Linked DNA regions of Mus musculus: regions 2 and 3 are each linked to region 1. The links are chromatin loops, found by intact Hi-C in ENCODE. Cell type or tissue: heart. All regions are shown on one strand.

The links. Hi-C counts contacts between places; a loop is a spot of excess contacts. Peaks named below come from ENCODE experiments on the same cell type or tissue, not always from the same donor. Only the 100,000 strongest peaks of a DNase experiment are listed, where the experiment ranks them.
Region 2: it touches region 1 in a loop (4-fold over the local background); 4 of 42 quality-filtered maps call a loop at or near these places.
Region 3: a loop joins it to region 1, with 2.9 times the contacts of the local background. A loop is called at or near these places in 2 of 42 quality-filtered maps.

The regions. Positions count from the first base shown.
Region 1 is chr5:136,564,565-136,572,564 of GRCm38, forward strand. It overlaps Cux1 (cut-like homeobox 1), which reads right to left and starts at 2,926. Exons shown (of 23, transcript NM_001291234.1): 1 at 2,614-2,926. The coding sequence starts at 2,676. In heart, CTCF peaks have their summits at 1,856, 3,021 (motif pointing right) and 4,432 (motif pointing right); DNase peaks (open chromatin) are centred at 1,897, 2,737, 3,087, 4,447 and 2 weaker places; H3K4me3 peaks cover 4,801 bases; H3K27ac peaks cover 3,457 bases; H3K27me3 peaks cover 1,370 bases.
Region 2 is chr5:136,322,968-136,330,967 of GRCm38, forward strand. It overlaps Cux1 (cut-like homeobox 1), which reads right to left. Exons shown (of 23, transcript NM_001291234.1): 11 at 3,783-3,965. Among named protein-coding and RNA genes, the nearest start is that of Mir721, 49 kb to the right of the region's middle. In heart, a CTCF peak has its summit at 4,972 (motif pointing left); DNase peaks (open chromatin) are centred at 1,734 and 3,884; H3K27ac peaks cover 295 bases.
Region 3 is chr5:136,195,385-136,203,384 of GRCm38, forward strand. It overlaps Prkrip1 (Prkr interacting protein 1 (IL11 inducible)), which reads right to left and starts at 3,570. Exons shown (of 6, transcript NM_025774.3): 1 at 3,391-3,570; 2 at 2,396-2,474. The coding sequence starts at 3,516. In heart, no CTCF peak of the experiment used is centred here; DNase peaks (open chromatin) are centred at 3,687, 4,361 and 6,597; H3K4me3 peaks cover 2,252 bases; H3K27ac peaks cover 1,716 bases.

The DNA of each region.
Region 1 (8,000 bases):
GGGACGACACTAATATACACCCAGTTCATAAACTCTAATAACTCCAAAATCATTTTTCTGGCCGCCTTTGGTAATGTGCAATAAAAGAACTTTATTGATATTAAACTAGGATGTCACATGGGGGTGGGGTGGGGGGGGGAATTAAGGTTTCTTAAAATTCCACAACGGGTTTTACAGTAAGCACAGGAATTAAATTATGGTAAAAGGGAGCTATTTTTACTAAAATAGGGTAGACCAATTAATCAAAAAATGCCATCCGGCGGTGTTCATTACATTCAGGAATCTAATTTACACAATAGACTATGGTGTAATCCATTTTAGTCAATAAATACTCAAAACTTCTTTAAGCTTTAATCTTATCAGAAATACATATTTCACATAGTCTTCCTAGTTAAGAGAGCAATGGGAGGAAATTTCATAACGAGCATGAGTCTGCCTTATCGTCCTCACGTAGGCAAGAGCAGAAAAAGCAAGCACAGTTAAGTTGTTTCACTCCACCTATAGATGTTTCAATCCAATCGCCTTCCTTTCCTGCAGGCCTACATGTGGAGTTCGTTTGTTTCAGACTCCTAAGGGTGCTGTGGGTTAATAAATATCACCAGTCCTCCGGCTTAGAAAAGTTCACTCAAGTTCATGTTCAAGCACACTTTAGAGTTGGGAGCAAAGGCGGTTCCCTAGAGATGTTATGGAAGATCACACACACACACACACACACACACACACAGAGGGCAAGGCTGCCTCTATGGACCACAAGACTGTCCCATCTCTCTGGTGTTCCCAGTGATCAAAGCTCTGAGGGCTCACTTGCCGCTCACCTTCAACTTGGCTCCGGCTACGCACAACATCCACCTGGCAGAATCCTGGGGCTGTCCAGGCGCCGCGAACGCGGAGCTAGCACTAGCAGGGAGGACCCCGAGGGCGAGCAGCTGGTTCCGATGAGGGGTGGCAGGCAGAATAGCATCCTCTGGGCACGCAGGCAGCTCCGCCGCGGATTGGGAAGCCCCGATACCATCCCCTCGAGGCGACGAGGAACCACAATCAGTCTCCTTACAGTCCAGCGGGGCCCCCGGGGCTTTGCTTTCGAGAACCGGGCTGGAGAAGGCAGCTCGGAGCGGACCTGACGCGCGCTCCATAACTCCTGGGGCCCCTTTGCAGAGAGGACAGAACACACCCCTCGCGAAAAAGAGTGAGGGGCTGGAGTGATGCAAGCTATCGGTCACCGAGGGGGGAGCCCTGGAAGTCCCTGAGACACGCAGCTAAGTCTGGCTGCACCGATCGGTGACCCCGGAGGAAAAGCGCTCCGAGACCGGGTCACGCAGCGGCCTGCGCTCGGTGGAAAGTTGCAGCCTTTCTCCCGCACCTTTTCCCTTCTCCCGGGCCGATCCCGCACTCTGCGCGACCCACCGGTGTCCCCCCGCAAGCCAAGTTTTTCCCTTCCAAAGCTTCCCCCACAACCCCTTCCCGGGGAAGTCCCCGGGCGCAAAAAAGGGGGACAGATCCAGCTCCGCAGTCACTTTCACGCAGAAGACACACAAAAGAGCGCGGGGCTTGCGGGTTGGCCCCGGGACGTAAACAAACGGGGTGGGGGAGGGACCCGCCACACCGGGTAGCCGGTGCCCTGGCCGGGGCGACACCGGTTGACAATCCCTTACGGGAGTAGTGGAAAGAGGAATGGTGGCAGCTGGGCCCAAGGGGAACGATCAAGGAGCAGCCAGGAGCTCCAAGCCACCCGCCGTCTTCACGACAAGGGGCCACCCGCCAGCCTGGCCGTCGCCGCCACCGCCGCCAGCCGCCGGTGGCCGATCTGACCCTCCCCCGGAGCCGGCGGCACCACAGCGCCACCAGCTCCAGCTCCGCCGCGCCGGCGGGGCAGTGGCGGCGGCGGCGGCGGCGGTCCGCGACTCTCTCCTCCAGGAGACAGAGGAAAGAGAGAGAGAGAGAGAGACAGGCGCTTCACCCCCCACCAGCAACTCCCCACAAACTTTCCCCGGGAATACGACGGGGCTGAGCCGGGGGGAAGGAAGGACGTGACTGGCGCGAGGGGGACTAGCGTCCCGCAGCTCCCCTTCTTTGCAGCCCTGCCACCCCTCCAGAGCCACCCCGTGGCGCGTCCCCCTCTTTAGCGCGCGCGAGTTCCCACTGAGCCCCCGTGGGGGGGGGGGACCGCCGCTCCCCCCTCCTCTCCACCAGGGTCCCGCGACAACGACAGCGCGCGGGGTAGGCGGCGGCGGCGGAGAGGACGATGAGGATGATGATGGCGATGATGGTGGGGAGGAAGACACCCTCCGGGGTTGAAGGGGGCAGACACCGGGGGGCAAAGATGTTGGTGGCGGCTGGCGGCTCCGGCGCCATCTTGGGCTGATCGATGAATTGAACAAAGAGGATCAATTTCTGATCAAGCCGAGTGATCAATGAGAGCCGGGGAGCCCGAGGGACTCGCCGCCGACTCGGCCCCGCTCTTCTCCCGGCACCCCCCTCCTGCTTTCCCCCGTCGCCTCAGCACCCCCGCCAGGGCCCTGGCAGCCCGGAGTGTCACCCTCCTTCCTGAGGGAGGCCGCGACCGCCCGCAGCCCTCACCCCCCGGGCGCGAGGCCGAGCGCCGAGAAGCCTGACCTGCAGCTGCTGTAAATCAAAGCGCTTCCAATATTGAAACATCGATCCCACATTGGCCGCCATCTTGAGACATATTGAGACGGAGTGAGAGGCTGATAGAGAGGGGGCTGGAGTTCAGGAGCCGCCAGGAGGCAGCAGGCGGGCGGGCGCCAAAACCCGGCCTGGAGCCGGCCGCCGCCTCAGCCACCGCGGACGCGGACTCCTTCCTCCTCACGGCGCCGCCGCCGCTGCCGCCGCCGCCGCCGCCACCGCCTCAGCCATGGAGTCCGAAGCCTGAGGGAAACGCGGCGGCGGCGGCGGCGGCAGCCTTGACGCGCGCGCGCCGCGCTCTCTCTCCACAGCCCGAGCGCGGGCATCCGGGGCCCTCGCGACCCCTCACCCTTTTTCCCGCGCGCCCCGCCACAAGCCCCCCTCCCAGGCCGCGCTGCGACCCTACGGCGGCCCGGCCTCGAGGGGGCGCTGCGGGGTCTCCTCCGGACCCCGCAGCTCACCTAAAGGGCGCCCTCCCTCCCCAACACCCCCGCCCCCGGGAAGGTCGCGGTCGCCGGTGGCCAGCGCTTTAGGATAAGGTGCCCCTCGCTCTGCGCGCCTGAGGACAGTGGGCTGCGCTGCGGCAGCGGGGCGCGGGCGCTGCGCTCTTTCGCACGGTGCGCGCGGTGGAGCGAGCGGAGCCCACCTGCACAGCCGGCGGTCGGGACCCCACCGGCCAGCCCGCGCGCCGGGGCTGCGGGTGACCTCACTCCGCTCCCCTATGCGCTCCAGCTGGGGGACCTCCAGACCACAGCGGTCGTGAACAGTGTTTCATATTCAAGGAAGTGCAATTGTGTCGTGGTAAAGGGGGCGGAGGGGGTTGACCACCAAGCCTTGGAGCCTGCGGCTGCTGCCGCCGCGACTCCCATTCACGTCCTACACATTCCGTTGCAATCCCCAACTTGCACCGGGACACATCAGCGAGTGGCGACGGCCTCCCCACCCTTCAGAGCCGCTCCAGCGTCCGCCAGGACTGGGGCAAGTCTTGGAGCACAACTCTGTCCCAACCATGCTTCTGCGACACAACCCCAGAAACTTCCTCTGGGGTTCACACAACTCCGCGCCTCCGTCTTTGCAGGCAGAAAGTTTGAGAGCGTGCAGTGCACTTGAAACTGAGCGCTCGTTCCTAAGTTTTGAAGAAGAAAAAAAAAAAAAAACAAAAACGCTCACATTTAAACCGGGAGTGGGGGGAAGGAAGTTCTCTTTACATTTCCTTCTAGACCCAAAGCACGCGTTTCAGGATCGTCATCTTTAATGGATTTATTCACACCAGAGAGTTTGCGTTTACAGTAGGAACACAGTGTTTTCACTTTGCTGCACTTCGGTGAACGTGTAATTAGTTAAGACAAATCCCTAAATTCCTTAATCTTGAAAATTATATGTAAATAACGTCTGTATGGAACACCAAACATGACAGTAGAAAATAATTGCTCTCTGAGCCAAGTTTGAGGGCTTAGCGTTATTCGGTTGCGGTGAGATCGATATTTTTGGAGAACGAGGTTGGAAATGAAAGTCCCCCCGAGATTTAAAGAATACAAGTGTTCCCGGGTCTTGCAACTGCACCCAAAAGCCTCTGTGTCCATGCAGCGGTCGGGACCGGGCTGCACTCCCAAGTCGCAGCCTTTGAGGGGCAGAAGCCACCCGAAGCAGGTGCGTGGGAGCGCGCGGGCGTCAGGAGGCGCAGAGCCAACCTCAAGTCTGGATGCCGTGACGCGGCGCCAGGCGGGACACTGCGGACCTCGGGTGACCGCGAGCTGCAAGGGAGTCAGGCGCCGGAGCCGGAACGCGCGGGCGCCCGTGCTGCAGCTCCATTCGCACCGCCCAGTAGAGGGCAGCGGCTCCCCGACACTCGGGTCCTCAGGGTACCCCCCCCCCCCACACACACACACACACACACACACACCACTGCCCCAATGCTCGTGCCCACCCCAGCTCCTCGTACTTGGCCACACCCTGACCGAGATCCAGGCGGGAAGCAATTCCTTTGCCACCTAAAGCTTCCTAGAGCTTACCCGTTTCTCCCTATCTTGCATTTTAAAGGCCATCTACGTTTGTGCGGTGGCCAGCAAGAACGGCAAAATTTGACCTAAAGGTGGCTAGACAAAATGGGCAGGAGCATTAAAACAAGCAAATTTCCTCTCGTGGGGAACGATCGGAGAAATGGTATGGATTTACCACAGATGTTCTCAATCTAATTATGCTGTCGATCCCCTGGGTTTGAACTTTAAAAACTGAAATATATATGACCTGTGTAATAGTGGGGAAAGACATCTGGTTGGAATTCAGAGTTCTGAATCCATGGCAATATTTTAGATATAAGTTTGACGGGTATTAAATACAATTGTTCCGTTTCTAGTTATGTTTATACTTTTGCATGTTAACCTGGCTGACATTGGGAGGCCCAGAGCTTAAGCTTTATTTAAATAAATTTTAGATTTCTCCTAACAGAGTTTGGGGGTTGTACAGACTTTATTGCCCTCGGCCAGGAAGAGGGGAGAAAAAAAATTAAGATAACTTCTCTAGTGGAATAAAATGTTCTCATTTCAAAAGATAATTCACTAATCAACAATTATCTTGAGTGAATGAAATAATAATGCAAAGACTTGTGACAAGATTTTAAAGAACGCATTTAAGATGTTTAGAACAAGTATAGTCATAAACGAACAACTTAGAGATGGTGGGGTGGCTCAGTGGGTAAAGTGCTTGCTGTACAAGTGTGCTTGAGTTCCATTCTCAAAATCCACGTGGAGGAAGGGAAAAGAGACTCCATAGAATTGTCCTCTGATGTCTACCCCCTAGCTGGGACGTGTGTCCCACTGCACACACCAGGCACACACACACATCGTCATCATAATTAATAAATAAAATTTAATAAAGAGCAAATTATAAGCATTTCAAAGACTAGTTTTTTCTTGCAAGTTCATGCTCACCCAAAGTACTGTAAAACCTGGACGACCACTGGTGTCTGAATGTTGTGGATTTACAAAGTTACGAACTGCTTAAAATATTTTTTAAATGGAAGGGTTTAAAGACTTCTATCTCCATCGACACCCACAAAGACAACACATGAGTGATCACATCCTTCTAGAATCCACTGTGAGAACGGATGGCTCTGACGCAGGAAAAAAAGCTTCACATATAATTGATATGACTTTGAATGAAGCATAAGAAAAACAATCCAGAGGCATTCAGTCATTCTGTTTAATGTCTAGCTTCTCCCTTTAGGGGAAGAGCGCTCACAGTTCCCAATGCATGACTAATTGCCATCCCAAGCTTCCCAAAATAAGTCCCCTGTCATCCAACGAGAGAGCTGATCAAAACGATAGCCATTCCTAGTACCTTTATTTTTCAGCTTAGCACCAGAGAGGGAAACTGTGTAGGTGATGCAGGAGCCCAGAAATCCTCAGTTTCTTCCCCGTGGATCTTGTATTATTACCCAAAACAGTGAAATAAAATAGGGTTAGCTGACATGGTGGTGCACACCTGCCACCCCAGCGGGAGGCAAAGGCAGGAGGAGACTTTCATGGTCATGTATAGGGAATTCAAGGACAGCCTTGTTCTATGAGACCCAGCCTCAAAGACCAACAACAATGGCAAGTAATAACAGTAAAGGATCTGCAAGAATCTATTGTGGTTGCAGTAACTCTAAGAAACATTGTAACATACCTCAAACATTCCTTATTCTGCTCCGGTTGAAGAGTCTCCCCTGGATGGCATCCATGCTTAGTTTATAAAACCCATTAAGGGGAAAGTTGGTGAGTCTCTGTAGGGTGATACTTGCAAAACTGAGCCTTCCTAAGTATATTCCCCAAAATGCAAGTGTGTGAGTCTTTAAAGACAGACTCAAATGGAGTCACTGTTCTTTTAAACTGCACCTGACACCTCAAAAGAATCAGCCGTCAGGAAATGCTTTCCAAGCTGGGCTTGGTGGTGCATTCCTGTTATCTACTCAGCCAGGAGAGACAGGGGCAGGAGGACTGTCACAAATCCAAGGACATCTTGGGCTACACCTTGAGGTCAGGACTAGCCAGAGTTACAAATCGAGACCTTATCTAAAAGAAAGATTTTCTTCTAAACTGAAAAATGTCTCATATTGAAGGGCATTATTTAAAACAAGACGAAAGCTCCCTCAAAGAATCTTAATCTCTCAGGGGGGAAACAATCTTTATGGACTGATTTCTTATTTGTTCCCCTATACATTTTCTCTCCAAGAAACATGGAGTAATAATATGGAATCTTTACCAGACTAAAATCATCATAGTAACCCCAAAATCTTCTAAACTATATGTGTCAAAGGAAAACCGTGAAGCTACTCATTCCAAAGCCTTAATTCTTTTCCTTATTATTCTAACACCCAAAGTAGAACTGGTTTTAAATAGTTTCTATCCAACTAGAAACACTGCAGAGTCTAGGAGATGGCTTAGTGGCTTAGGGCACTTGCCCTAAAAGCCCTGACAACCCGAGTTTGATCCCTAAGCCCCACAAGGTGACTGGAGCAATCTACCTCCAAAAACTGTGTTTAACCTTCACATGTGTGCCATGACACATATGCCCACATACATGTCATACACACATACATGCATACTTCACATGTGTGCCATGGCACATATGCCCACATACATGTCATACATACATACATACATACATACATACATACATACATGCACACTAATGATAAAGAAGTGAAATTTTTTCTTCTAACCATAAACAATGCACAACTTTAAAAACTACACCACGGGAGCAGAAAAGCCAACTCAATGGCTGAGACTACTTGCTGCTCTTACAGAGGACCTGAGTTCAGCTCCCAGCATCCATGTCAGGCAGGCAACTTACAACCAGCTGTTATGCCAGCTCCAGGGGTTCCGATCAATGACTCTAACCTCTGAAGGCACCTACACACTTATTCACATACCCTACATAGAAAAACACAAACATAGAGTTAAAAATAAAATTCAACTAAAAATCACACCATAATGTATTCACTGTTATAAAGGCATGGCTGTAGATGGTAGAACAAATGATTCCTATACATAGTAAATCATATGGGGAAAAAATCTGAACTTTACAAATATAGAACTTCAGCTGGTCAGTGGCAGCACATTCCATTAGTCCCAGCACTGAGGAGACAGAGGCAGGTCGATCTCTAAGTTCAGGGCCAGCCTGATCTATGGAGGAAGTTCCAGGACAGCCTGAGCTACTCAGAAAACAACCAACCAAAAAAGAGAGGGGGGGTGGGTTAAAATTATCTCAAGGTATTTATTCAAAGAATTTGTCAATGTCTTTAATTCACAAATATCTGAGACCAGACAAATTTATAAATTTGAAGTTTTGAAACACTTCAGATTTGTAAATGCCTT
Region 2 (8,000 bases), 240 kb before region 1:
TCATGGTGGAGAAAGGATAGGGCAGTTTCAACATGCTGGACCACGAGAAGCAATTAATGAGTTGCCTGGGATACCCAATTACAGATAACACCAGTAAAATGTGTTGGTTAGAAAACACAACACAACACAACAAAACCCAGCAATCATATTAGGACTCAAGATTCTGCCTATGGGCTGGGGATGTAGCTTAGTCGGTAGAGTGCTTGCATAGCTTGCATAGCATGCATGGAGCTCTGGGTTCAACCCCCAGCACCACAGCATCACATAAGAGAGCATAGTGCAGTACACCTGTAATTTTCGAATTCCAGAGGTAGGGCAGATGTTCAAGGTCATAATTGGGTATAAAATGAGTTTGAGACCAGCCTTGGATACATGGACCCTGCTTAGACCATGAAACCATCAACTTTGTATGACTTGCTCTCTCAAAGTGACTGTTATCAGAGCTGCTTCCAGGCTGCACCCTGATTCCAGTCCCTCAGCACATATTCTGTAATCACTTGCCCCTCAAAGCTGAAAAAAATATGGTTTAGGCAGGAAAATATAAATAAAAGCAAACTAACAGCAACAACAAAACAGCTGAGCGGAGCAGGGGGACGTGGGAAGAAAGAAAAACCAGAAAGAAACATCTCATAGTAAATGGGTGTGCTGATGCATGCCCATAGCCCTAGCTCTTGGGAGGTTGGAGCAGGAACTGAAGGCCAGCCTTGGCTATACAGTGAATTCCAGGCCAAGGTGGTACATGAGACCATGTCTAAAAAAGGAGGAGGAAGAGAAGAAGAAAGGCACAGTAGTATAAGACAAGCTATCATTGTGGTGTTACAGGAGCTATGACTGGAAGGTCAGAGTTCCTCACTATAAGTATCAGGTGACAGGTTGAGAAGGTGACAAACCTATTCATCTTATTCATAAAATATCTCCCTAGTGATTGTGTCTACATTTAGTTTAAATCAGAGACTATACATTATGCACATTAAAAAAAAAAAAAAGAACAAGAAGAAGAAGCCATGGCTGAGCAGAGTGGCAGAGACCTAACCCCAGCACTCAGGAGGCAGAAGTAGGTATCTCTCTGTGAGTTCAAGGCCAGCCTAGTGTACTGAGCACTCTAGGTCAGCCAAGGTTATAGAGTGAAATCTGTCTTAAATATACACTCACATTGCTCTGCTCAAAATCAAGAAACAAATCCTGAGAAGATACCTCATTCAGTCAACCTCACCCCTGCGGGGAAGTATAGGATATAGCAGGGGATCTGCCCATTTGGTGGCCTGAGGCCTTCTGTGTATGGCTTTGATATGTATCAGAGCCATCTTTACTTTTGGCAACAAGGGGTTAAGATAATTAAAATCAGAAGTCTTGTTCTAGAGGATATGTTTTGATTATTAGATCAGATGAAGGGAAGGAAGGGAGGATGATTTTTGGAAAGAAGCATTGCTGGATTGTTTCATTAACTGTGCAGTATTAAAGAATTCCCCCAAGACACGATAAGAACATTAATTTGTGCAACTCTGTTTCATTTTGTGTGTGTGTGTGTGTAAAGGCAAACATTAGAGCCCTAACTGATTTGGAAGAAATTGCTCTGTATGAGAACTGGAGGGCTGACAGCCTGCAGCTCTGCCAGGGAGCAATGGGCAGGATGCACTTGAGTCAAGCCCTTACTGGGACAGAGGAGACCCAGAAAAACAGTTGAACGATGATGTCATCCAAGGCAGAGACGTCAAACCTGCGTTCTCACGCCAGCCAGGGCAAGCTGATAGGAGGAAATGCTGGGCTATGAGCCATTTACCCAAGCCCAGGGCCTTCTCCTCAGGGACACCTGGGCAAGTGGAAGATATCCCTGCCAAAGAAGCCAAGGAGAAAGAAACTAGCCTGGCAGAGCTGTGGTGCTGCTGGCATCAGCCACAAACTCACAGCAAAATGAGGTTCAGGGTTAAACTTGGTCATGTATTAGGAAAAAAAAAATCACTAAAAGAAAAGGGTGGGGAAAATGCTTCTGTCCGTGAAGTGCTTGTAGGGTAAGCATGAAAACCCAAGTCCTACCCCAGAAACCACATAGAAAAGCTAGTCATGTGGCATACTTTCTAATCCTAGTGCAGGAAGTAGAAACAGGCAGATACCTGGGATTTGCTGGCCAGCCAGCTATGCCTTCTCCTTGTGCCCAAGGTTTCAGAAAAGCCTTTGCCTCAAAACACAATGGGAAATTTTCTAGGTAGCCCAGGTTGGCATAGAACTCACAGGTTCTCCTTTCTTGTTCTTGTCTTCTAAGAGCTAGGGTGCTAGCCATGCACCATCATGCTATACTAGAATCACTTCATATAAGAGAAAACCTTTCCTTCCATCTTTCCCTCCTCCATTTTGAGACTAGTCTCACTGTAACAGACAAGAGTGGCTTGGAACTTCTAGGCTTAATGACACTACTGCCACCTCAGCTTCCCCAGTAGTTAGTAGTACAGGCTCATATTTTAGTCTGTGTGTGAGTGTGTGTGTGTGTGTGTGTCTGTGTGTGCGCGCGCATGCATGAGTGCATGCATGTACAGATGGAGAGAGAAGGACATTGATTGTCTTGTTCCTCATTCTCTGCCATTTCACCTGAGAAAAGTCTCTCACTGAAGGAAAGCCAAAAAGTCTTAGCAATCCTCCTGTCTCCACTCCCCACAGCAATAAGGTTATAGACAGGTGCCTAGAACCATGCCAGGGTTTTTACATGGGTGTTGGGGATTTGAACTCAGGTTTCATGTTTATATAACAAGTGCTCTTTACCCCTGAGCCATCTCAACTTAGCCTCCTCCATTTTTCAGTGAGCTAGATTTGCTTCATTTACTGACCTCACTCACTCATGCATGGGCAAGGAGATACCTGGAGGGGCAGGCCAGCCTTGGGTGAAAATCTTGGAGGAAGAGCAGGAGGTCCTCCAGCCTGGCCAGAGCCCTGAATGGTGCTAGTCTCGCCTTCTTGTCTGCCAAACATACCTCCCAGGAGTCCCTCCTGGCCTAACACCTAGCAATCTAGGATTCCAGAACCATCTTTAAGTTGCACTTGATTCGACTGGTACTTTGAAGTGTAATTACTATTATTTAGAATATGTAAAAGGTCCTGGGCTCTGCATTAGGGAGATTGTCTTATAAAAAAGAAAAAAAAGACTTAGAAACCAGTGTCTGCTCGATTGCCTAGAATTCCATGGGACAGAAGGGACGGCATATGGCTCTATGGGTTGAGGCAACATCGAGTTCCAGGCCACTGGCCTTCAGTACATACTGACAAAGAAGTGACTGTCAACTCATGGGGGCTCAAATGTGTTTTCTGTGGATCTCCAGGCTTCTGTGTAGTTTGTGTAGCTTCTGTGTAGTTTTGTGAGCTGGGTACTCATACAGGAGAAAGTTGGGATGCCCAGCAGCTCTGTTAAAGCACACAAACCTACAGAGATGGCCTTGACTGTGAGGCTGGCCGCTGAGCCCTCCACAAGGAGTGCCCAGCAATGCCGGGTGCTGTGCAGTCTTGGGAGGTCTCAAGTGGTAGAGTAGTGCAATGGGCAGACAGGAGCAGTCAGGCATCTGTCAAGTACCAGGGAGCTCTCTGCTGTGGGGGAGTGGTGCATTACAAGGAAAATGCCAGGAGTGGTAGTGGGAGTCAGACTCAATTTCTCTGTCCCAGGAATCTAGGACTTTGCTCAGAACTGACATGGGCTGGAGCTTGTCAAGGTTATGGTCACGGGCCAGTATGTTCATGAAAGCTCATCCATGCTTGCTAACCCCACCTTACGCATGCTCTCGTCCCCACCACGCCCTTACTTTGAGTGTGCTATTCTTGGCATTCAGTTGCTGCTCCAGCTGTGAGATCTGGCTGGCGGAATTCTCACGTAGCTTGGTGAGGCTGGCCTGGAGTCGCTGCACATCTTCCACCAGCTGGGCGATCTCCCGCTCTTTGGCAGCCAACTCTACTTCTAGGCTGGATCGGGTCAGCACCTCTATGGCCTGCTCCTGGGAAGGACAAAGCAATGACGAGACAGCACTGGCTCTCGGGGAGGAGCTTGGGGACCCGTCCACCTGCAACTGAAGCACAAGCCACATAGATAGGAGGGTACAATCAGCAGGAGTCAGGGGTGGACATGACTTCCTGCCTTTGCATGGCTGTGACCTGGATCTGTTACTTGGGCAAATATTTTCTCAGAATCTCTCTCCCTTGTACTAGGCATGTGGCAACTGAAAAAAGAAAAGCCTGTCTTTTGCAGGCTCAGTCTAGTGGGGCTGGGCAAGTTAGACACACCTTTGAAGTACACCAACTTGTTACATGTGAGGTGGTGCCAAGGACTACAGAACACTGGAACAGGGAGGATATGAGAGTTAAAGTCAGAAAGACTATTTATTCAGTGCCTGGGTCTTCCCATGTAAACCTAGGCTACTCTGGAACTCATGGGAAGCCGCCTCTCTCTGCCAGCCGAGAGCTGGGATTAAGGATGTACATTGAAAGGCTCTTTAAAGTAGATTGGTCCATAGAGTCTCGCTGAGCTAGGGACATGTGAGCAGAGACCTGAAGGGTGGGAGGCTGGCTCTGAATTCTTAATCATCCTGTATTCACTTCCCAAGATTATGGGTGTTCAAAAACACTCTGGACTAGCATGGAGTTTAAAGATGAGGAATATACACATTGGTGGATCCTTTGCTTAGAAATGCTTATGATAAATGAACTGTTTCTTTTACTCATTAATGTCCTGCCCCCCCATGCATGCGTGTGCACAAGTTGGAGGACTTAGATCTCAGATTGTCAGACTTGGCAGCAAGAACCTTTATCTGTTGAGCCATTGTTTCAGCCTGAGTATTTGTTAAAAATGTCTTCAGAGGATTGAGAGATGTCTTCAATGGTTAAGGGCAGTTGGCTATTCTGCCAGAGGACCCAGGTTCTTTCCCCAGCAACCACTTGGAAGGTCTCAACTGTATTTAAGTCCAGTCCCAGGGCACGCAGTGCCCTCTTCTGTCCTTCATGAGCACTGCATGCACATGGTGCATAGACATATGCAGGCAAAACACCCATACACATAAAAATAAAATATAAAATGTTCAGAAAATAGTAAAAGGGGGCAGGAGAGGTGGCTCAGTGGTTACGAACACTGGCTGCTCTTCCAGAGGATCCAGGATCAGTTTCTAGGATGTATGGTGGCTCACAGTTCTAGGGGATCCCATGCCCTTCGCCGGCCTTCAATGGCACCAGACACTCACAGACTTCACAGGTGTACATGTAGAAAAGGTACCCATATACATAAAAAACCCAAATCAACCCTCCTCCACAACCTCCCATCATTCCCTAAAATGCTGTGTGAAAAACACATAACACGTAAGCCAGAAAGGTATTAAAAAATGAGCTAAAGTCCAATCTGTAGCTTGGCTTCTCAATGACTCTGTTTTCATTGAGTTGTAAAGTCAGGTCTATGTGTGGTGGTGCACACACATGATTTCAGCCCTTGGAAGGCTGATGCAGGAGGATGGAGTTTACCAGCTTGGGATACATAGTGATCCCTGTACCCAAACACCAAACAAAAATGTTTTTAAAAGTAGTTATGGCTCCTGACTAATTCTGGAAGCTTTTCTGCAGAGTAGAGACATTTGCATATGACTGTATGGATGAGGACTGGCGTGTAGCTTCCATAGCATGAACCAGTTGCTCCCCAGCCCCCATACACACAAGAGGTAGAGGACAAAGCATGTTCCTTCATCTTAGTCTTGTCTAGTTGTGCCCAAGGTGTTTGTCATAGCGCACATGGCACATGTGGGGACAGCCAGTTACTGAGGGAAGTGACTTTTCCTAACAATGTCTGGGGAAATTCAGGCCCTTTCTATGGAAGTTTATGCAGATCTGTGTGCCAAGCAGATCCTGTTCTGGTTCTTTAATGTGTATGATGTTCTATTTCCTCTCTTTGGTGCTGAGCTCCTAAGTATCCCCCACTGGCTTGTCCCTGGATATAGTCTACCTATACTATCCTATCCAGCACATACCCATGGGGTGCCTGTCTCCAGTGAGCTGGTGGCTATGAGGCAAGCCCAGGAATGGCAGGAAGAGACTCTAGAACCAACTGACATCCTGGTGGCTTCTTACTGTCTTAAAAAGTATCAGTTTACAACTGGATGAAAACTTTAAAACATAAAAGTTTCACAATAGGATTTGCAGAGCTGTGGATCAGGGAAGGGGGTGGGGCACATAAGACAGATGACCTGGGATTAGGTATGTGGTATACAATCACAGTCTCAGAATTCTGGAAGTGGAGGCAGGAAGATTAGGAGTTCAAAGCTATCCTTAGCTATATAATGAGTTGGAGGCTAAGTCTGGGCTGTCATATGAGACCATGTCTCAGAAAGAAAGAAAGAAAGAAAGAAAGAAAGAAAGAAAGAAAGAAAGAAAGAAAGAAAGAAAGAAAGAAAGAGAGAGAGAGAGAGAGAGGGAGAGAGAGAGAGAGAGAAAGAAAGAAGGAAAGAGAGGGAAAAGAGAAAGAAAGAAAAGAAAAGAAAAGAAAAGAAAAGAAAAGAAAAGAAAAGAAAAGAAAAGAAAAGAGGCCTTCAGGGAAGTCAGAGGCCAGCTTGGCATGTGCAGTATGAATCATGTATATATTCTAATGGATCTGTTCCATTCCATTCTGGAAGATGCCAATTGTAAACATTGTTTCAAGGGTTCTTTGGCAGTCTATAAAACCAGCCAAAAGGTGACCTAGACCTAACAATGGGCCAGATCAAGCCCAGGTTAAGGTATTGGGGATTGTAGGTCAAACAGTTGATCTACACAGAGCAGGTCTTGATGGATCTAGGGTTTATCACCAGAACCCTGGGTACTTGAACCACAAATTCCTCATCCTAGGCTGACCTGTAAACATTGCTGTCCTACAAAAGTCAACTGAGATATGAACACATTCCCAAGACAATTCTTTGGCTCACATCTGTCTCCTCTTGGTTCCATAGTGGGATACAATAAAATGAAAGAATGGAGAAAGGTTAGGGGCTGAGGTGGATGGAAAGGTTTGAGCCTGGGCAAGGATACTAGAGACTGTTATTTTAGAGGCTAAGAATGAAAGAGCTATAGGTACAACGGGAAAGGAGATGCACAAGCAGAGGGAATAAGAGGGCAGGTCTAGGCTAGCCCTTTAGTTTCTTCCTTGCACCAGCAGACTCTCTGACGCTGGCCTCACAGATGGCCTTGCCCCCCAATATTAAAGTTCCGATAGGCTAAAGAGTGGCCAGGTGTGCTGTAACTGATCCTTGAACTAGTATTTGTCTGTAGACACATCACAGGGCTCTTCAGCACATCCTGACTTGCTCAGTGTCCATGAAAGAGTGGCAGGTTGGTGGGTGGAGCGAAAGGTACCTGTGAGTGCTTGGCATGTATGTGGGCACCTCATGCTCATGTGACAAGCTCTTAATATTTGAGCCCCTCCCCTCCAGTCTTCTAGAATCAGAGTTCTATGAGGCATTCAATGCATTGGTTCTGGCTTGGCCACAGTTATGGATTCTACTCTTTCCCAGTTGAGTTCCATGGGCTGCCATGAAAGACCATTTTTTCCTGCTGGCTCTATGCCTGTGGTGGCCTCCATGGGAAGGTATAGATAGGGAAGTCCCTGCTTGCTGTGGCTGAGAGACTGAAGCCAGGGACTTGCAGCATTCAGCCCATGATGAAGTGTGGAAGCCACCCCTGGCCCCACAACTGACTGGATCTGTAAAAACATTCATTTCCTTCTGTAATGTTTGGGTTTGCTGTGGCCCAGCAAGGTGCCAGGGTTCTCTGCAATCCAAACATTTAGCTTAGAAGCCCTGTTAGACACGTTAGGATGAATGGCTTCCTCCTGACCAAGGGCGGCCACAGAAGCTGGGAAGCTGCTGGCCCTGGCTCCAGGGCTTGCCTCTGCCCTGGTGCTGTCCCCAGGGCTTCTACATTTGAGTAAGGAAGAATAAAGGACACATTTCAGAGGAAAATAAGTTACTGTGTCCCTGAAGTATGAAAGAACTAACAGTCTCCTTCATGAGACCCCT
Region 3 (8,000 bases), 370 kb before region 1:
TCCATTTTTTGTGTTTCTTGTTCCCCCATTCTCTTCCAGGTGGCCGCTCAAGTCCCCGTTCAACTGGCCGATGGGTCGGGACAAAAAAAAAAAAAAGACATAAAATGCGCAGACTTTAGTTTAAGAAGGGCTCTCAGCATCCCTCCATGATTTCACAAGTGACCTGCTAGACCCCTAATGGTTGACAAACTTCTGATACTGCAGGTGAAAAGAAGTGGGTAGCAACAGTTTTTCTTGAACAAATGGTTTTGACTACAGAGAGGTTCACGAGGTTGTAGTAGAATATTTTATGTGGAATGATGGAATGTCAAGTGGTTTGCTTATTTATTTAGGCTTCTAGAGATAGGGTTTCTCTGTGTAGCCCTCGATGTCCTGAAATTTGCTCTGCATACTTGAACTCACAGAGATCCACCTGCCTCAGCCTCCTGAGTACTGAGATTAAAGCATGTGTAATTCCCACCCAGCAGGTGGCTCTTTTCTAAAAAGTGTTTAGGTATGTTTGCCTGTAGGTTTGTGCACATGCATGCAGGCGCCCATGGCGTGCTCACCGAGTCCACGAGATCCTCCAGAGCTTGAGTTACAGGCAGCTGGAGCTGCCAGGAGCTGGCCAATATGGATGCTGGGAATTAGACTAGAGTTCTCTGCAAGTACACACTCTTCAATGCTAACTCATCTTCTTAGTTCTACCTTTTATTGAAATAGGGACTCACTATGTAGTCCTAGCTGGCCTAGAACTCTATATATAGATCAAGAAGGCCTCAAACCAAAAGAGATCCACGGCCCTAACTTCTGAGAGTTTGTATTTAAGTGCATTCACTATGCCTGACATTTTTTTTAAAAACCTGACATTTATGCATCTGTTTATTTGTAGAGCAGGAAATAAATACCACAGCATGAATACAGAGGTCATAGACAACCTACAGGAGTTAGTTCTTTCTTTCCACTTGGACCCAAGGGATAGAACTCTGGGCGTCAGGTTTGGTGGCAAGCACTTTACCTGCTGAGCCAGCTCTCTATCTCTGAAGCTGTACTATTTGCTTCTACTTAGTATATGTTAACCTAAATCTACTATATAACAAGTGTGTTTTCACTTAGGAAAAATTAAAAATGGAGGCTGGTGAGATGGTTCAGTGGATAAAGGCACTTGCTGCCAAACCTGAATTCCATGGTGGAAAAGAACTGACTCCTCTGACCTCCACAGGCACCACGGCGTGCACAAGCACATGTGCACAAGCACACACAAATAAAATCTTTAAAAAGCATAAGATGTCATTTCAAAGAATGAGAAAATCAGGTACAATGGTTCTGCTGGCTAGTTTTATGTCAATTTGACACAAGCTAAAGTCATAGGCGGATCATACCTCCAGGAGATCTGCCTGTAGGGCATTTTCTTAATTAGTGATTGTTGAGGAGGGCCCAGCCCATTGTGGGTGGTGCCATCCCTGGGCTGGTGGTCCGGGTTCTATAAGAAAGCAGGCTAATCAAGCCAGTAAGACACCCACCATGGCCTCTGCATCAGCTCCTGCCTCCAGGTTCCTGTCTTGACTTCCTCCAATGATGGACTGTGATATGGGAGCCCTTTCCTCCCCAAGTTGCTGTGGGACATGGTGTTTCATCACAGCAATAGAAACCCTAACTAGGACAACGGTGGATGTTTCTGATGCCAGCACTTAGGGGGCAGAGGCATGAGGAGTATGAGTTCAAGCACAGCCTGGTCCACACAGTGAGACCCTACCTCAAAAACAAAACATCGTATTGAAGAGGGGGCCTGGAGCTCTTCCCTGCCCAGTCCGTTTGTCTGATCATGTGACACTTTAGCAGCTTTTAAAGCCTCTGAATAAAATGGTTTAACCACAAGAAACAAAACAAAACCAAAAGCATAACTGGGAAACCATTATCTACTGTCAAACCATAAAATAGCAAGGAGTGCTGTCTCCTGTAAAGACAAAATAGTTTTCCATATATATAATAGAGGGCACCTGATCGCTTTACAGATGGTTGTGAGCCACTATGTGGTTGCTGGGAATTGAACTCAGGACCTATGGAAGAGCAGTGTTCCTAACCACTTAGCCACCTCTCCAGCCCCAGACTAATTTTCCTATCAAAGATCTAGTTGACAAGAAAAGAAAATAGTGTTTCATATTTCCCCTTAAAAACTATAAACCCGGGGCTGGTGAGATAGCTCAGTGGGTAAGAGCACCCGACTGCTTTTCCAAAGGTCCGGAGTTCAAATCCCAGCAACCACATGGTGGCTCACAACCATCCTTAACAAGATCTGACTCTCTCTTCTGGAGTGTCTGAAGACAGCGACAGTGTACTTACATATAATAAATAAATCTTTAAAAAAAAAACAAAACAAAAACTATAAACCCCTGACACCCATAAGAGACATTACCCATGACATCTCGGACAAATTCTGGAGGCGCTCGAGGAGCCCATTCATTCATTTTCTCTGGAATTGGAACTGCTTTGTCCTGGAACAGTTAAACAGAAAAGCATCTATGAACATACACTTGCTGAGGAAGGTACATCCCGTTTGACGATCTCAACTGAGCACGCTTCTCAAATCTGGAGCTGACTGAGTGTAGTTCTGCTGCCCTGGCCTTACTTCATCCACTACACCATGGGGTCTAACGTGGGCCAAAGTTCTCCTGCGCTAAACAAGTCTGGAATCTACGTCACTAAGAGACGAGCCAACCTCTTCTAGTCAAAGATATGAGCTGTCTGTTTTACGAGGCCCATTGAAGAGGTAAAGAGTGATGTGGTCCAAATTTGGCGTCCAATGCTTCTTTAATAATGGCTGCTATTTGGAGTTGTACACTTTTGCTAAGACATCGATTCTGGGTTTTGTTGGTTTCTGAGATAGGTCTCACTGTCTAGCTGATCTGAAACTCACTACGTAGACCACGCTCGCCTCGAATTTGTAGCAAACTTCTGGGGTCAGCCACCAGAGTGCTGGGATAGCAGGTGTGCACCACCATACCCAGCTCCCACCGCTTTGGTTCATATATTAAAATAGAAAGGGCTGTGAAGCAATACTGAATAGTAGCGCAGGGCTGTCATCCCAGCTCGTAGGGAAGATAAGGTAAGAGGAGCCGGGATGCGAGGAGCCCGGATGCGAGGTCTGCCTATCTTACAAAGCCGATTCGGTACGGAACGTGGACAGCACGAGCAACGCCATGATACCGCAAACAGCAAACTAAGAAAAAGGAGGGTGTGGAGGGCTGGGCAGCGCCTTCGTGCAGCTACGCTGTAGGACAAGAACAGGAGCGAGGCTCCCTCCACGGGGCCGCCCTCTCCGCCCCAGGGTTGCTCTAGGGGGACTGAATGTAGCCTTGCTCGGTCTGGCGGCGGGGTGAAGGGACTGCGCCTCGGCCCACTTCCACTCACCGGGTTCTTCATGAGCCGCTCCAGCTTGAGCTTCTGCTCCTCGGCCGCATTCTTGGGGATGACCAGCGTCTGCGGCTCTTTCTTGGGCCTGGGCGGTCTCACAGAAGCGGCAGCAGGACTCGCCATAGCCGCTCTCCTACTCCTTTACGAAAGCTGCCGGCGGCCGCTCGTATTGATGACGACAGAAGAGCGCGCCAACCGCGCACGCGCACTCTCAAACCCCCGGGGGGAGGGGCGCTCTCCTGAGGCGCATGCGCACTCTCTCCTCGGAGGTACGAGGCAGTCCTAAGCAGCTTGCTTGAATATTCATGAACGCGAGGTCAGTGTGGTTTATTTTGATCATAGCACTTTAATTTCATTTCCTGTTTCAAAACAAATCAGGGCTGCCTGATTCTCACATCCGGAGAGGAAGAGACGGCCTTTAGTGATGATGAGTGGGCTGGCCCCAGGCGACGTCTCAGGTCCCCAAGGACTTCGCACAGCTTGCTCTGGGACTCTTGGCACGTCCCTCCCAGTTTCGCTCGCTCCTGGGCTTTGTCTTTTTTTTCCGTTTCTTTTTTATCTATTCTACTTTCTCCCTACCCCACTCTCTCTTCCTCCTCCTCCTCTTCTCTCCCCTTCTCCGCCCTCTCCATATCGTCTCCTTCCCTCCCTCTTTTCCTTCCTTCCTTTCCTTTCCTTTTTTTTTTTTTTTTTTTTTTTTTTTTTGTTTTTTTGTTTGTTTGTCTTGTTTTTCAACACAGAGTTTCTCTGTATATCTCTGTCCTGGAACTTGGTTTGTAGACCAGGCTGTCTTCGAACTCTCGGAGATCCGCCAGCCTCTCACACCCCGATTCCTATAATAATCTTATAATCTCCTTTGTAACTGAACTCTTAAGACAGACCCGATCTCCTTGGCCACGCTGAAAGTACAGCGCCACCAGTCGAGCCTGAGTATGTGAGTCTGTTTTAGAATAAAGGAAGTTGCCATTCCAATCTACCTGACGAGGAATTAACTTCAAGTCTTTCACTTGAAGGTGAAAGTAATGGAGAATGATGGAACTGCGGCCTTCTGGTGGTGGAGTGTTTTGTTGACCATGCGTGAGGCACTGAAGTAGCTCCCTATAGTAAAAGATGTTAAGAGCCAGCAGTGGTGGTGCAGGCCTGTAATCTCAGCACCCAGGGAGTTACAGGCAGATGGATCCCTGAGTTCAAGGCCATCCTGGTCTGTAGAGAGAGAGTTCCAGGACAGCCAGAACTACACAGAGAAAGCCAGTCTCAAAAAACAAACAACAAAAAAACAAGCAACAACAAAACAAGCAACAACAAAAACCCAAGATGGTAACAGTAACATCTTGTAGGCAAGGAAACTGAAACAAGTCCTTTATTAGAAGAAGCTTATTAGAATGAAAGGGCCTCAAAGCTGACTGTTGCTGGAGATGGAGGGAGAACAATAGACAGTACAGTATATGGATCTCTGAACGTGGTGGGGCCTTAAAGGGAGCAAGAGGCTTCCCTTTGGAACCTGGAGAGGAGCTTCATTAAAACTGGAAGGAAGGCCGGGCAGTGGTGGCACACGCCTTTACTCCCAGCACTCCGGAGGCAGAGGCAGGCAGATTTCTGAGTTTGAGGCCAGCCTGGTCTACAGAGTGAGTTCCAGGACAGCCAGGGCTACACAGAGAAACACTGTCTGGAAAAAAAGAAAAAAGAAAAAAACAAAACTGTGAAGAAGAGAAAGGAGAGAAGTCAGAAGAGGTAGTGTGTGGGGTACAGAGGAGCCTCTTCAGAAATCCAGGATAATCTTGCAGCAATCCCCCCCCCCACACCCAGGAGTGACCAAATTCCCAGAACATAGGAAGGGGCTTTTTTGGTAACTCTTTAGGGGCAGCACAAAGTTTCTCACCATATGGTTTAGTTCAGCACAGTGAATATGACACAAAACACAGAAGGGCAAGATGCCATAAACAGAGAGCTGCTAGATCACACCACTGACTGATTCTGAACTCTACCCCAGAGAGAGCTGCTGGCAGGTATGCCTGACTCAGGCTATGGGAGATGGCCTAAAGGCACAAGCCTGTAGAAGAAGGAGAAGGAGAAGGAGAAGGAGAAGAAGAAAGAAGAAGAAAAGAAAGAAAGAAAGAAAGAAAGAAAGAAAGAAAGAAAAGAAAGAAAGATAGAAAGAAAACTATCCAGAGGAGTGCAGTAGCACATACATGTGATCTTAGTATTTAGGAGGCAGAGGGACAGAGATTTCAAAACAAGCTGGGGCTATATCACAAGACCTTGTCTGAAAAAAAAAAATTAAGGGCACCAGTCATGATGCTAGGAACCTTTAATTCCAGTGCTTGGGTGGCAGAACTCTATGAGTTCAAGGCCAGCCTGGTCTGCATATCAAGTTTAGGGCAGCCAGGACTACATAGTAATGTTCTATCTCAAAACACAGCCAGGACAAAAGGAACTGAGGGCTTGCTCTGCTCCGTGGTAGAGACGTGCCCAGAGTCCACCAGTGAGGTCACTGACGATGGCCATATTTGCCCAGCATGTACAGGTACCGGTTCCAGCATGTACGGGTCCCGGCTTCCGATCCCTGTACTGTACATAATAACATTATTATTTAAATATATAATCAGCGAATTGATTCCTAATAACATCTTGTCCTAAGTAAAAGCGTGTTTACTTAAATCCTATGCCAAATCACTTTCTAGAAGCTGCAACCCCATAACAACCCTTTCTAATACCTGATTTCTGCAGACAGCCATGATTGCACTTGTTCTGTGTGGGGTGTGCATTTGGTGGCTTTCACTGCTGTTAGGTTCCCTCTCCCCCCCCTCCTCCTCCTCTTCCTCCTCCTCCTCCTCCCCTCCCCTCTCCTCCTCCTCCTCCCCTCCCCTCTCCTCCTCCTCCTTCTCCTCCCCTCCCCTCCTCCTGATCCCCTCCTCCTCCTGATCCCTTCCTCCTCCTCCTCCCCTCCCCCTTCTCCTCCCCTTCCTCCTCCCCCTCCTCTTCCACTCCTTATTAGAGAGAGAAAAAACCTGACACCCATGCTGCTTGCCTCAGGATCACACAGACTGACGCCCAGTGGTCTGTCCCCAAATCTTCGCAGACGTGAGTCATGGCAAAAGTCGTGGTGGGTGGGGATGACATCCTGGCAGGACAGTTTACATGGTGCCTCCTCAAGGCAGCACCCAGATCCCACTTTTCTTTCATCTCTGGACTCTCTTCCCAGGCTTTGGACCTAGAGTACTACATACTACCACCAGAGGGCAGCAATGTACCACTCAGGCCCCACGGGCCCTGGAACTCCATCCATAGTGCTGCTTTATCTTCCTGGCTGGAAACCCAGACTGGGACCCCAGTGAACAAGCTCCAAAGGCAGGAGACCAAAGAGTATTGTATTGGTGCACACCTGTAATCACGGCACTCGGGGCCAACCTCGGCTGCAAAGTGAGCTTCAGGCCATCCTGGACTACATGAGAGCCTGTCTTAAAAAATAAAATAGGAGTAGCCAGAAGTCGTGTGCAGGCCTGGAATACCTCATGGTGGAGGTGACTAGCAATGAACATTTCAGCTCTGCATGGCTGCAAGGCTTGTATGTCTCTTGACACTGCCTTCCAGGGTTTTCTACTCTGAGGCCTGCCTAGCTGTATAGCTGTCCATCAAGAAGTATCAATGGGCCGGGCATGGTGGTGCACGCCTTTAATCCCAGCACTTGGGAGGCAGAGGCAGGTGGATTTCTGAGTTCAAAGCCAGCCTGGTCTACAGAGTGAGTTCCAGGACAGCCAGGGCTACATAGAGAAACCCTGTCTCGAAAAACCAAAGAAGAAGAAGGAGGAGAAGGAGAAGAAGGAAGAAGAAGAAGAAGAAGAAGAAGAAGAAGAAGAAGAAGAAGAAGAAGAAGAAGAAGAAAGAAGAAAAGAACAAGAAGAAGAAGTAGTAGTAGTAGTAGTAGTAGTCTGGGTCCCAAGAACCAAAAGATGGAACCATCAGTTGAAAAAGTATTTAAAACTGATCAGGGGAGCTGGAGAGATGGCTCAGTGGTTAAGAGCACCGACTGCTCTTCCAAAGGTCCTGAGTTCAAATCCCACCAACCACATGGTGGCTCACAACCATCTGTAATGAGATCTGACGCCCTCTTCTGGTGTGTCTGAAGTCAGCTACAGTGTACTTAGATATAATAATAAAAAGTCTTAAAAAAAAAAAAAAAAAAAAAAAAACAACTGATCGGGGCTGGGGAGATGGCTCAGCTGTTAAGAGCACTAACTACTCTTCCAGAGGACCCAGGTTCCAGTCTAAGCACCTATATGTTGACACAATCATCTATCTGTAACTCCAGTTGCAGGGGATACAGTGCCCTTTTCTGACCCATAAACATATATAGAGGCAAAACATCTTCACACATAAAACTTTAATGTGTGTGTGTGTGTGTGTGTGTGTGTGTGTGTATGGCTCTCGTTAATTATGTGACTGTGTGTGTGGATGGAGATGCACACATGAGTATACCAGCAGAGGTCACAGGTGGCGGATTCCCTAAGGCTAGACGCACAGGCAGTTGTGAGCCTCCTGACATGGCTACTTGGAAGTGAACTTGGGTCCTCTCCAAGAGTAGCCCATGAGTGTCCCTGCTGAGTCCT